3 separate regions of the Homo sapiens genome follow, and regions 1 and 2 are each linked to region 3. A link is a contact called in ENCODE Hi-C or POLR2A ChIA-PET data. All regions are on one chromosome and are shown on one strand. Each heading gives the region's core, a stretch centred on a gene start or an enhancer-like site at or near the end of the contact. The rest is flanking DNA. Distances are from core to core; before and after follow the strand shown.

Region 1 (4,498 bases), core at 1-2,500, 540 kb after region 3:
CAGAACACACCACTGAAGGACAATCTGGGCTGGACTTTTTTGTTTTTGTGAAAAGATCATATACAATTTTTTAATGCTTACAAGGCTATTCAAACTTCTAATTTTCATTGAGTGCATTCTGATGTTACTTTTCAAAGGAATCAGTCCATTTTACCTACCTTTCAAATTTATTTGCAGTTGTTTATATTATCCTATTATTATCTAAATCTCTGCAGATCTGGAGTTATTAATCTTTTTTTTTTCCTGACATTGGTTATTTGTGCAATCTCTCTTTTTCTTGATTATTTTCAACAGAAGTTACTGATATATTTAGGTATAAATTTACCATCTCATTGTATGTTTTCAATTTAGTCTACCTGTTTTACATTTCTTTTGTTCTCTGTGATGGTTAATTTTACATGTCAACTTGACTAGGCCAGGGGGGCCCCAAATATTTGGTCAAACATTATTCTGGGTATGCCTGTGAGGGTGTAAATTGGTAGACCAAGTAAAATAGATTACCATTCTTAAAGGGCAGCTCTCATCTGCTCAGCTGAAGGCCTGAATAGGACAAAAGGGTTGACCCTTTTGCAAGTAAAAAGGAACTCCTTCCTGAGTGCTTGACCTGGGACATAGATCTTTTCCTGTTTTTGGACTTGAACTGAAACATCAGCTCTCCTTGGGTCTGGAGTCTGACAGCATTCAGACTAGAACCCCACTATTAGCTCTCCTGGGTCTCCAGCTTGCTGACTGCAGACCTCAGGACTGTCAGCCTCCATAATCACATGAGCCAACTCCTTATAATAAATCTCTTATATGAATATATAATGTCTGACTAATATAGACAATCTTGCACCTTGCTTTAGAATGTAAAGGTACTTAAGTACCTACAATTTTGCTCTCAGCCTTTGGGGCCTCTGTTAAACCTTAAAGTCAACAAGAGAAGTCACATTAAAATTCTGCCAGACTATTACTCAGTAATTTTTTAAACTCTTTCCTAATTTGGATGATTCAAATGGGGATCATCTGTGAGGCACAATAAATATTCAGACTTAGACCTCAGACCTGGATGAGTTATGTTCCTCTCCTTCCCCCAACTGGCTGCACGAGTGAAAACAAAAATGGGCTAGTTGTTCCCATAGGGTCCTATGAAAACAAACAGTTACCTTTTGAGTTTGCTCTCTTCTCTTGTTTCAAAGTCCCCTCTCTTTCTTCACTCATGTCCCCACAAGCAGGTATAAACTTTCTCTCACTAGCAAATAACAGAAACTGAAAAATGATCAAAGGAAGCTACTGCTGCCTGCATGCTGCTGGGAAAACATCGTAAAAGGAGCACCCAGCAACCTGTGACCATGGAGATGGTTTGTAATCAGCAAGCCAGGGCCCTCGCTTTCCTTCCTTCTCTGGGCATCCAATAGACGGTTGGTTTAGAAACTCTGAGCCCACAGACTATTTTCCAACAACAGCTGCATAGCAACAGGGTTCCTATGCTGTAAACCCAGCAGTCAAAAACTGCTCGTGTTTGCTTATCAAAACCAAAGTTACGATAGCAGGCACACCGGGCTTCCTTTTCTAGCAGTAGGGCAGATTTGATATCCTGAACTACCTTCTCGACTGAAACTAAGACCCTGGATAAAATATGTAAGAATGTAAAAATAAAACCACATCGTTGAGCTAGCACAAAAGGAAGAGAATCTACAAAGGCCAAAATGAAGTGAAAGCAAGAACTCGAAGTAAGCAGGCACCAAAGCCACCTTTTGCCCTGGGTTTCGGTTTCGACAGCTGCAACCGCTTGGGGTTTGTGAAGTAAAGCCTAAAATGCCATTAATATAGACAGTGTATTAGGAGACCTCACCCAAACCTGGTACCTCCTCCCAAAGGATACACCCTCAAGGGAAGAGTAGACAAGAAATAAACCCATCATGCAAAAGACGACAAAGAAATGTATACGTTTTGGACTTGGTGTTGGAGTGGGGAAAATCTCCCCTGAGACCTTGTCACCACAAGCCAGCCTTCAAATGGATTTGTTGTCTGAATTAACACTATGGTACTGCCTTGAGATGATTTGCAGAAGGCAAAGAAAATCCTCTCTGGAGGAATAAAATCTCAACTAAGGACTCAAAGAATTCCCACAAATTTCCAAGGAAAGTAAGCAGTTTACAGCTTTAAAAAAATCACATAATACACAAGGAACAAGACACTAAAATCAATACGTAGAAAAGTCCACAGGCAGCAAAGTCTGATCACAGAGAGTTCAGATACTAGGGTTATGAGACATATAATACAAAATGGTACTACAACTCCACCCTTGCTTATTTTCCTTGTTTCCAAATGCAAGCCCCCATCAGTGTCTGGTTCTCAGTCCCATTCTATTTCTGCAGAAACACTGCTCTCGCTTTTCTTCTCCTTCAACCTCTCTCTCCCCAGGCACCTTCCCCCAGGACTATGAACACATTTAAATCTTCCCCATTAAGAAAGGAAGGAAGAAAAGGAAAAAGAAAAGAAGCTTGCTTCCACTCATCTTGCTGCACCACTCACAACTAAGCCTCTTGAAAGAGCAATTGTTCAGAATGGTATTGCCTAGGTTGTCTTCCAGGGTTTCTATACTTTGGGGTTTTACATTTAAGTATTTAATCCATCTTGAGTTGATTTTTGTGTATGTTGTAAGGAAGGGGTCCAGTTTTAATCTTCTGCATATGGCTAGCCAGTTCTCCCAGCACCATTTATTGAATAGGGAGTCTTTTCCCTATTGCTTGTTTTTGTCAGGTTTGTCAAAGATCAGATAGTTGCAGGTGTGCAGCCTCTATTCTCTATTCTGTTCCATTTGTCTATGTGTCTACTGTTGTACCAATACTGTGCTGTTTTGGTTACTGTAGCCCTATAGTATAGTTGGAAGTCCGGTAATGTGATGCCTCCAGCTTAGTTATTTTTGGTTAGGGCTGTCTTGACTATTTGGGCTCTTTTTTGGTTCCATATGAATTTTAAAATAATTTTCATAGTCCTGTGGAGAATGTCAATGGTAGTTTAATAGGAATAGCATTGAATCTATAAATTGTTTTGGGCAGTATGGCCATTTTAACAATGTTGACTCTTCCCGTCCATGAACATGGAAAGTTTTCTATTTGTTTGTGTCATCTCTGCTTTCTTTGAGCAGTGTTTTATAGTTCTCCTTGTAGAGCTCTTTCACCTCCTTTGTTAGCTGTATTCCTAGGTATTTTATTTTTTGTGTGTGGCAATTGTGAACAGGATTGCATTTCTGATTTGGCTCTCGGCTTGACTGTTGTCAGTTTATAGAAAAGTTAGTGATTTTTGCCCGGGTGTGGTGGCTTATGCCTGTAGTCTCAGCACTTTGGGAAGCCAAGGCGGGTGGATCATGAGGTCAGGAGTTTGAGAGCAGCCTGACCAACATGGTGAAACCCCATCTCTACTAAAAATACAAAAAAAAAAAATTAGCCATGCGTGGTGGCGCGTGCCTGTAATCCCAGCTGCTTGGGAGCCTGAGGGAGGAGAATTGCTTGAATCTGGGAGGTGGAGTTTGCAGTGAGCCGAGGTCGTGCCATTGCACTCCAGCCTGGGTGACAGAGCAAGACTCCATCTAAAAAATAATAATAATAAAGAAAAGAAAAGTTAGTGATTTCTGCATATTGATTTTGTATCCTGACACTTGGCTGAAGTTGTTTATCAGCTTAAGGAGCTTTTGGGCTGAGACAATGGGATTTTGTATATATAGGATAATGTTGTCTGCAAACAGGAATAGTTTGACTTCCTCTGTTCCTATCTAGATGCCCTTTATTTTTTTCCTCTTGCCTGATTGCTCTGGCCAGGCCTTCCAATATTATGTTGAATAGAAGTGGTGAGAGAAGGCATCCTTGTCTTGTGCCGGTTTTCAACAGGAATGCTTCCAGCTTTTTCCCATTCAGTATGATTTTGGCTGTGGGTTTGTCATGGATGGCTCTTATTATTTGGAGGTATGTTCCTTCAATACCCAGTTTCAATACCTACAGAGTGGGAGAAAATGTTTGCAATCTATGTGTCTGACAAAGGTCTCATATCCAGCATCTATAAAGAAGTTAAACAAATTTACAAGAAAAAAACAAACAACCCCATTAAAAAGTGAGTAAAGGACACGAACAGACAGTTTTCAAAAGAAGACATACATGCAGCCGACAAGCATATGAAAAAATACTTAACATCACTGATCATGAGAGAAGTGCAAATCAAAACCACAATGACATACCATCTCACACCAGTCAGAATGGTTATTATTAAGAAGTCAAAAAATAACACATGCTGGCAAGGTTGCAGAGAAAAAAGAACATTTATATACTGTCGGTGGGAGTGTAAATTAGTTCAACCATCATGGAAGGCAATGTGGTGATTCTTCAAAGAACTAAAAACAGGAATATCATTTGACCCAGCAATCTCACTACTGGGTATATCCCGAGGGAATATAAATCATTCTATTATAAAGACACAAGCAAGCGTATGTTCATTGTAGCACTCTTCACAATAGCAAAGA
Region 2 (4,386 bases), core at 1,284-3,783, 930 kb before region 3:
GAGTTGAAAATGTGACTGCCTCTCCCTTGGGTACCCATAATGGTTCCATGTTAAGTCTTATGTATAATTTTTCCTAATTTTTTTCTAATGTTCTTTTTCTGCCAGGGTATGTTTTAAAAAGGGAAATAGAGTATTATGGAATAAGATTACCCTTCTATGTCCTTCGTGCAAATCCAACCAGTATTTATATAAATGAATGTATGTTCCCTCATGAGGCATGCAATGAAAATGACAATTTGCATTTATGCAGGATTGAGCAGTGTTTTGCTCACTACATTCTGGGATTCCTAAGCTTTGTGGGAGTAGTTCCAAAGGTTTGGCAGAAACGAGAGTCAAGACACCAGAGAGTGGCATGCTAGGAAGAACAGCCCCGGCCTCTTCAGCTGCCCTCTTTTCTTACTTTCTCATCCATGATTATCTACAGTGACAAGAAGATAAAACTGGACCTTGCAATACTAGTCACAGCATGAAAAATACATCCACCCCTCCTTTTGATAGCAGGTTCTCAGTATGTAAAGGGAATCTTTTTGGCTGCCTGCTTAACGCATTGCAGGTCCAGCATTCCTGAGCTGCTTTTGATTCATAAAATTAACCAGGCATTTGAGGGCTTCTAAAAGTGCTTGATGGACAGCATTTCTCTCAATGAAAGAGCAGGCACTGCTCCTTGGTCAAAGGAGAGTCCAACCAAGGAAGCCTAATGAGTTATTCCTCACCCAATACCTGGAGACCATGACCTGGGGGTGAGGGGCTTCCCCAGCCCCATGTGACTGGGCTGTTCTTTCCTCAGCCCTGCTCTTAAGGGGCTTAACAGCTCTTGCTGGCAGTCCAAATGGCTGCATAGCTGTCAGTCCAAAAGTCCCATTATCATATCCCGTTCCTGTATGAAGGGATAAGAGTAGAGGCATTGGACATGGCCTCAGCTGGACTCCAAGTTCTGCCCTTTACTGTGTGCCCTGAGTAATTTACCTTCCCCAGGCATCAGTTTCCTCATTTGCAAAAACAACAGCAGCAGTAAGACTAAGTTAATCCAAGCAATGCACTTCACACAGGGCCTGCTCAATAGATGTTTGCTGTCATATCACTTCCCAGCTCAAAAACTTTCTGTGGCTCCCCAGTGTCTGAAGGTCTAACCCCATCCTGCCTTTCTAAGTTGGCCTGAGTTCCTACCAGCCCAGGGCAGAGAACACTTGATTTCCTCATATTTTATGTTACACACTGCCCCTGCCTTGTGTTCCCAGTATCTACAGATGGTAGGGAATATCTCGAGATAGCAGGTTTGTGGTAGAGGGCATTGGTCCCAGAAGTTTCACTGATAGAGATACCTTTTAAGATTTTATGGCTAACTTAAGAAATAATTCATGTCTCTTTGCAATATGGTTCAAGTGTCTTGAGTGACTTCGAGTCCCCACCTGGGGATAATGGAGGTGAAGCAGCAAGAAAGCACATTCCCACTCAGTTTCACAACCTGCACCATGTATGTGTTGGTGGTTATTTGGGCAGCAGGGAGTCCTGTTCATGGAAATGGATTCCTGCTCACATAATAACTAAGAGTTCTGTGAACTCCCTCAGCTGGGCAGGGGCAACTCTGGTGCTTCTGTCTGCAAGAAAGGGGACAGACAGGGAGGCTGATGTGAGGAGCTGGTTCTGGGAATAGGGTCATTTGTTCTGGGATATAGGGATGTGAGGGGAGGGCCAGCTCAATCCAGACTGATGAAGAGCGGGGAGAGTGATGAGTGCCTGCCTCAGCTTGGGCTGGATGGATGTGGGGAGGCTGGGCAGTGAGGGAGATGTGGATCTGACATCTCAGCCTGAGGGAAAGTCCCGGTTGAGATGGGGGAAGACAGAAAAAGAGGAATCTGAGAAGGGAGAAACCAAAGGCTGGAAATCCCAGCTCCGGGGATAAGGGAGTATGGGGACGGGGGAGGCCTGCCTCAGGTAACCCTACGCCTAACAGTTGTCTAAAATGCTCCCTTTCCTTGTCATGTTTGAGGAAAAGTGGTTCAAAGAGGCCGTCTGATGCGGGATCACACAGCGCTGAAGGGATGAGGGGCCCCGGGTGCTCCCGCCCGTCCTGCTGCCTCCTCCGGTGGCTCTCTGGGAGCCACAGCCCCGTCTAGCCACGGAGGGGCCTACAGCACGCCCCAAACGCTAAGGGGAAGCGCGGGAGGTGCGGTAGGAAGGCAGAGAAACCTGGTTTTTAAAACCAAGCCATTTTCAAGGAAAGAATTTCTTACTTTAAAACCTTGGTTTTTAAAACCAAGCCATTTTCAAGGAAAGAATTTCTTACTTAAAAATAGCGTATGGAATGGCGGCGGAATGACGGGAGGGACCGAGCTGGGGGACTGGACGGCGCCCCGGGGACACAGGAAGGAGGCGCGCAGAGCCGAGGCCAGAGGCGCGCCCGGGGAGTGGAAGCGCGAAGACAAACGCGGCGCCGCGGAGGGTGGGGGAGGAAGGGCCGGGGCGGGCCGCCGGCTGCCAGCCCAGGGCGGGGCGGAGCCCTACTTCTGGCCGACCGCGTAGGCGGTGCTTGAACTTAGGGCTGCTTGTGGCTGGGCACTCGCGCAGAGGCCGGCCCGACGAGCCATGGTTGCTGGGAGCGACGCGGGGCGGGCCCTGGGGGTCCTCAGCGTGGTCTGCCTGCTGCACTGCTTTGGTGAGTGAAGCCTGCCCCAGGGGCCCCGCGCCGGCCGGCGGGTACTGGGCAGCACCCAGGCTGGGTGGACGCGCCGGGCTCGAGGCGGTTGCCGATCAGAGACGGGTGGGGACGGGTCGCTGTGGGCCGGGAACAACTCAGCCGTGGGAGCCTTTTCAGGAAGAGAAAGTTGTTATTTCATCGCCAGTGTCCCTCATGGAGTCAGCAAGGAACTGTGTGGCCTTAGGGAAGGACGGGCTCCGGCCCGCTAGCCTCTCCTGCGGGGCCTGCGCCCCCCCGCCGGCCCCCTCCCGAGCTCCAGTGACCAAGTTCCTTCCTGGGCTTCCCCAGTAACGTCGCTGAGCGCTTCAGCGGACTGCAAAATTTTTCCCAGCCGTGAACGCGCCCGGGACGGGGAGCGGGCGCGGATGCCACCTGCTCGAGGGCGACGCCTGCTGCCCTCCCCGCGCGGTGCCGTCCCCGCCCGCGCGGCGTCCGCCGTATCAGCAGAGAGGACTTTTCAGAATCGCCCCACAGCGAGGAGCGGGTAGGCAACTAGGAAGCCCAGTCGGCAGCGGCCTCACGTTGGGATTCCTAAGTGGTGCGACTCCTGCTCCTTTTTCCTCCCCTCAAATCCTAAAAACTAGTATCAGAACTGGTTCCATCCTCTCCGTGTGTTGTCAGCCAAGTCGTCACAACAACCTCAGGAAATAGGTCCCCTTCTTCCCATTTTGCCTCCCCATCCTCCTTCACCCTCCACACATTGGCCCCAGTCAGGCCATAGCAAAACCCCGGGAGTACAGCAGTAACCTCCCAGCGAGTTCAACTGTACTTGAGGGGTTCTCATGGCTGGCTCCTGCACCCCACTGCCAGCCCTCCAGCCCGTCCGTCCGTTTGCTCAGCGTCCGCTGCCTGCCCGGGAGGTGCGCGTGTGCATCTATGGAAGACAGCCAAGGGGGAGGGGTTGAGATAGACTCAAAAGTACCCGCACGATCAGATAAGTCAGTGTTGTAAGAGGCCTGGGCTGGGCGTGGTGGCTTACACCTGTCATCCTAGCACTTTGGGAGGCTGAGGCAGGTGGATCACTTGAGGCCAGGAATCGGAGACCAGCAGGGCCAACACGGTGAAAGATCGGCTCTACAAAAAATACAAAAATTAGCTGAGCGTGGTGGCGCATACCTATAGTCCCAGCTACTCGGAAGGCTGAGGTGGGAGAATCACCTGAGTCCCGGAGGCAGAGGATGCAGTGAGCTGTGATTGTGCCACTGAACTCCAGCCTGGGTGACAGAATATGACCTGTCTCAAAAAAAAAAAAAAAAAAAAAAGGTGAGCTGTGAGGGTACAGAGGGAAGAAGAAGGCAGTCTCTTTTGTGAAATCAAGTGTCTTTTGTGAAGCAGTCTTCATGGGAGGGAGGATATTTGAGCCCAGCCTTCAAGGACTGGTGATGTGTGGACATGTGATAATGTGGGAAAAGATTGCTGAGTGTCCCCTTAGGGAGTCTGGATTCTCTGAGCTGAGAGAGCTTCTCCTGGGCCTTACAGGATCAGGACCATGCGCCTGGGAAGAAGAATCTGTTAGCAACAAAGAGGAAGGCTGCAGTCAGGAGGAATTGGAGGCAGGGAGGCCAGAAGGCCAGGGTGGACTACCATCACAGGGCCCAAATAGCTCTGGGGAGTTCATGTGCGGGTGGCTGGGGAAAAGAAGAGATACAAACAGGGATTAATTGAATGGATGGGGTAACTCTCCTCCA
Region 3 (4,270 bases), core at 366-2,865:
ATTCCACACTGAGTGTTTTCACTAATTATACTGAGAGACATCAACGTTTGGGAATGTTTAATGCTCATGGATAGGTGAAGCGTGTTATTTCTTTGAACTGGAAAAAGAAACAGTTTCCTCCCACAAATCAAAGCCCCAACTATATCACATTGATTTAATTCAACCCTAAAAACTCTATAATTAGTGGTTACAGAAAATGGCTAATTACCTCTCCCTGTATTCAGACAATTTCTGCCATCTCACTTGCAGAGCCTGGGAGCTGTGTACTCAACCCACCCACTGACGGGAGAATGCTAATTAGCATTGTTGACTGGTGATACAAGTTATAATATTTTTCAGCAGCCCCGTAAAATTTATAAACATGTCAGTGAAAATGCCAGATTCTTTTACAGTTTGTTAGCTTTTGGACTAAGTGTCTAAGAATACATTCATTTCTAACCAAAGCCAGGTCAAGAGTTTTAACAAAATGCATGGGCCATCTACACAATCATCATCATAAGGCGCTCTAACACTTCCTAAGGAGAATCTAAGAGAGCTCACAACACCTTCGCAGCGTGGGCATTAGACCTGGTTTGGAGAAGTGAAAACTGAGCAACAGATTCCTCAGCTCCAAGTCTCATCTGCTCATCACACAGCAGCCAGGCCGCGGCTCCGCCCCACTGCTGCCGCCACCACGGACGCGTTTAAATTTTTATAAAGCTTCACACTTCTCTAGGCGCGATGCTTGGGGCAGTTCAAAGACTGCAGAAGGAAATGAGGTCCTGCCGGTGGCGAAGGCTGCCCCGGCGCGGTGAGATTTCCTCCAGCAGGGACACCTTGGGCAGAGACCCGCCAGGCGCCTCTGCTCCACCCCGGCGTTTTTGAAAGTAAACTCCTACCTGCCTGTTGCGCTCTCCGAGGCGCAACCGGACTCGCCCCCCAGGCCTCCAGGGCCGGCTCAATTTTTTGTGAGCGAGGTGTGCACACAGACCAGCTCTGTCCCGGTTCCTGGCGAAGGGCCAGGCGGCGCCCGGGTCGAGCCCCGCCAGGGGTGGGAACCCCGGTGCGCGCCCGGCTCCCGCCCTGCACGGCTGCTGCAGCCGCCCGGTGCCTCCAACGCTCGGCCACTCCCTGCCGGCCTGCCCGCCGCCCCGGCACGCGCACCGAAGGGGCGCACTCCAAAGGCCAGCCCGGGGAGAAAGGGACGTCCGAGGTGTGAGCAGGGAACCCCGGGACCCCAAGGAGTGGGGTGCGGCGGAGATCGCACGGCAGGGCCAGGAGGGGCGCAACGCATGGGGAGAAGAGTGGAGTCAGAGGAAGCACTACCCGGAGCGCTCCGGAGGAGGGGAGGGAGCCCCCGGCCCGAGGCGGGAGCCGGCCACCCGGGGTCGAAGTCCGGCGGGGCGAATGCGGGAGGAGGGCGCAGGGGCACGCGGGGTCCGAGGTGGGGGCGTCTCCCAGCCAACGGTCTGCCCCGGGGACCGCCGCCGCGCAGCGCTCGGCCTCTCGCGGGACTCACCTCCGCGCCGGCCGCCCGAGCTCCGCGGCCCGCGGTCTCGGCTCACAGCGGCCCCGGCTCTGCGGCCTGCGCTGGGCTCCTGGAGAGGCAGAGCCCCGCCGCCGCCGCCGCTGCACTGCTGCTTTCCGCTTCCTGTCCCGGCGCCGCCCCGCAGCCCGAGCCCAGCCCTGCGAGCCCGGCGCGGCCGCGAGCCAAGAACAGCTAGCGCTGCCGGCCCCGCCGCGGGGCCGGCCCACCTGCAGCGGAGGGCGGGGCTCGGCCGGCGTCCCCCTCACCTCGTCACCGCCCCGACCCCACACACCCGGGACACACACGAAGGCGTGCGCGGTCACACTCTTACACACGGACCAGGGAATGACACCTCCCACACTCATTCACCCTCATACACACACTCACCCTACACAGACGTGCACAGCCCAGTAACCCACTCTCTTCTGGGCAGACACACACACTATAAACACATGGCCCAGGGATTGATCTCCGACACCGCCCCCTCCCTCCCCCACATACTTGGAATCTCAAGCTCACACACACACACACACACACACAATCATGCACAAAATCCGAGCCCATTTGCCCTCACGAGTGCCCCCATCCACATATTCACACGGCTCAGGGACTAACCCCCCAACCCCACTCAACACACACTCATATACACACTTTCCAAGAACTGACCGACAAATATCCATATACACCATATCTCAACCCATATACACACACTTAAACTCACATGTAGCCCTGGAAATGACCCCACAAATAGACACACACACACACACACACACACACACACACACACCCCCTACAAGCCACCACAGCAAGCCTCTCCCCTCCTCCTCCCTTATCAGAGCAGGCACTGCCGCCAGCCTAGTCTCCTAGAAACTGCTAGATGAGCACATCTCTGCAGGCAGGTAGCTGAAGCTTCAGTGCTGATTCCAACCAGGTACTGTTTCCTTTCTGAGCCTTTGTTTACCTGTCTGAAAAGTGGTGAGGATGCTGCTGTCCACCTTGCAGGATTGTGGTGAGGATTACAAAACAGTTGGCAACGATTTTCATGAATATTTGCACTTTTCTTAGTTGTCTTGTGTTGGTAGCATTAGGGTTCCTTACTGATCATCTCCAATCTAGCTGGGACCCAAAGCTGCTTACGTGGCAGGATTTTCCAGTGGAAGCAGTGTATAATGAAGTGCTGAATTTCCTAAGAGTTGTCTACAGGAGTATTGCGGGCATTTGGGGTGGGGAAATGCAGGCCCACCCTGACTAGCCTTAATCAGGGAACCTTGGCTCCAAGAACCCCTCACTCCCTTGATCACCTCTTCCTCATCCCTTCTAGACTCCATTTTCTCTCGCATATGTCACATTTCCTTGAGAAGACACCCATATGTTCAATGTGGCTGATTTTCACCACTCCTAGTCCCCAGGCTCTGCTGCCCCACTCAGTGGCCTAGACCATCTTCCTCCCCCACCCCCAGCCTCCCAGTAGGCTCCAGAGAGCAGATGTTGCTGACTCAGGCAGCCAGGTTCCTATGGGTAAAGCCAATGGTCTATTCACCCAAATCAGCACTCAGGGTCAGAAATGTAGAACATTATAAAAACATGTCTCTCTCATCTCTAAAATGTAGAACTTTCAAAGTTCAAACAGGCCAGGGATTTCCAATTCTAGTCATGTACCTGAATAGCTCCAATTAACACAGAGATCTTCAATGAGTTTTCAGAAAGTAATTCTAATTCACTTAGGTTCTTATGTCTAGCCACCTTACCAGATGATGTTTTGTGGGAAAGAGGGGTAGTTGCAAATAACCTATTTTAAAATAATAAATTCACCTTTAAATGCCATGTAGAGGCCGGGCTTGGTGGCTGAAGCTTGTAATCCCAACACTTTGGGAGGCTGAGATGGGCAGATCACTTGGGGTCATGCGTTCAAGACCAGCCTGGCCAACATGGCGAAACCCCATCTCTACTAAAAATAAAAAAATTAGCCAGGCGTGGTGGCAGGCACCTGTAATCCCAGCTACTCAGGAGGCTGAGGCAGGAGAATTGCTTGAACCTAGGAGGCAGATGTTGCAGTGAGCTGATATCATGCCACTGCACTCCAGCCTGGGCAAAACGAGACTCCATCTCAATTAAAAAAAAAAAAAAAAAAACATGCCGGGGGACCTGGGCAAGATGGCTGAATAGGAACAGCTCCAGTATGCAGCTCCCAGCAAGATCAATGCAGAAGGCAGGTGATTTCTGCATTTCCGACTGAGGTACCCAGCTTATCTCATTGGGACTGGTTAGACAGTGGGTGCAGCCTACAGAGGGCGAGCTGAAGCAGGGTGGGGCGTCACCTCACCCAGGGAGCGCAAGGGATTGGGGAACTCCCTCCCCTAGCCAAGGGAAACCATGAGGGACTGTGCTGTGAGGAACAGTACATTCCAGCCCAGATACTATGCTTTTCCCATGGTCTTCACAAACAACAGACCAGGAAAGTCCCTTGGGTGCCTATGCCACCAGAGCCCTGGGTTTCAAGCACAAAACTGGGCGGCCATTTGGGCAGACACTGAGATACCTGCAGAAGGTTTCTTTCATACCTCAGTGGCTCCTGGAATGCCAGTGAGACGTAACTGCTCACTCCCCTGGAATGGGGGCTGAAGCCAGGAAGCCAAGTGGTCTAGCTCAGGGGATTCCACCCCCATGGAGCCCAACAAGCTAAGATCCACTGGCTTGAAATTCTTGCTGCCAGCACAGCAGTCTGAAGTCGACCTGGGATGCTGGAGCTTGTTGAGGGGAGGG

The links. A loop is a pair of places that touch in the nucleus more often than their neighbours do. ChIA-PET counts read pairs that join two places held with the same protein, here RNA polymerase II (POLR2A). Pooled maps may share reads with other maps.
Region 1: a loop to region 3 is called in a pooled map, with 15 times the contacts of the local background. The contact joins the promoter of LINC01765 here to the promoter of VANGL1 in region 3. A Hi-C loop is called at or near these places in 4 of 37 single-sample maps with no recorded cell type and 9 of 50 pooled maps. POLR2A ChIA-PET finds 5 or more read pairs at or near these places in 1 of 52 experiments (PC-9).
Region 2: a loop to region 3 is called in a map with no recorded cell type, with 4 times the contacts of the local background. The contact joins the promoter of CD58 here to the promoter of VANGL1 in region 3. A Hi-C loop is called at or near these places in 1 of 37 single-sample maps with no recorded cell type and 1 of 50 pooled maps.

The regions. Positions count from the first base shown.
Region 1 is chr1:115,096,399-115,100,896 of GRCh38, reverse strand. It overlaps LINC01765 (long intergenic non-protein coding RNA 1765), which reads right to left and starts at 1,250. Exons shown (of 2, transcript XR_947722.3): 1 at 1,146-1,250. RefSeq lists an enhancer at 1,140-1,199.
Region 2 is chr1:116,569,173-116,573,558 of GRCh38, reverse strand. CD58 (CD58 molecule) reads left to right here and starts at 2,533. Exons shown (of 6, transcript NM_001779.3): 1 at 2,533-2,656. The coding sequence starts at 2,587. It overlaps LOC124904385 (a long non-coding RNA gene), which reads right to left and starts at 2,584. Exons shown (of 2, transcript XR_007066497.1): 1 at 2,506-2,584. RefSeq lists silencers at 2,332-2,791, 2,862-2,931 and an enhancer at 3,402-3,461.
Region 3 is chr1:115,639,315-115,643,584 of GRCh38, reverse strand. VANGL1 (VANGL planar cell polarity protein 1) reads right to left here and starts at 1,615. Exons shown (of 8, transcript NM_138959.3): 1 at 1,499-1,615. RefSeq lists an enhancer at 1,000-1,758 and a silencer at 894-1,883.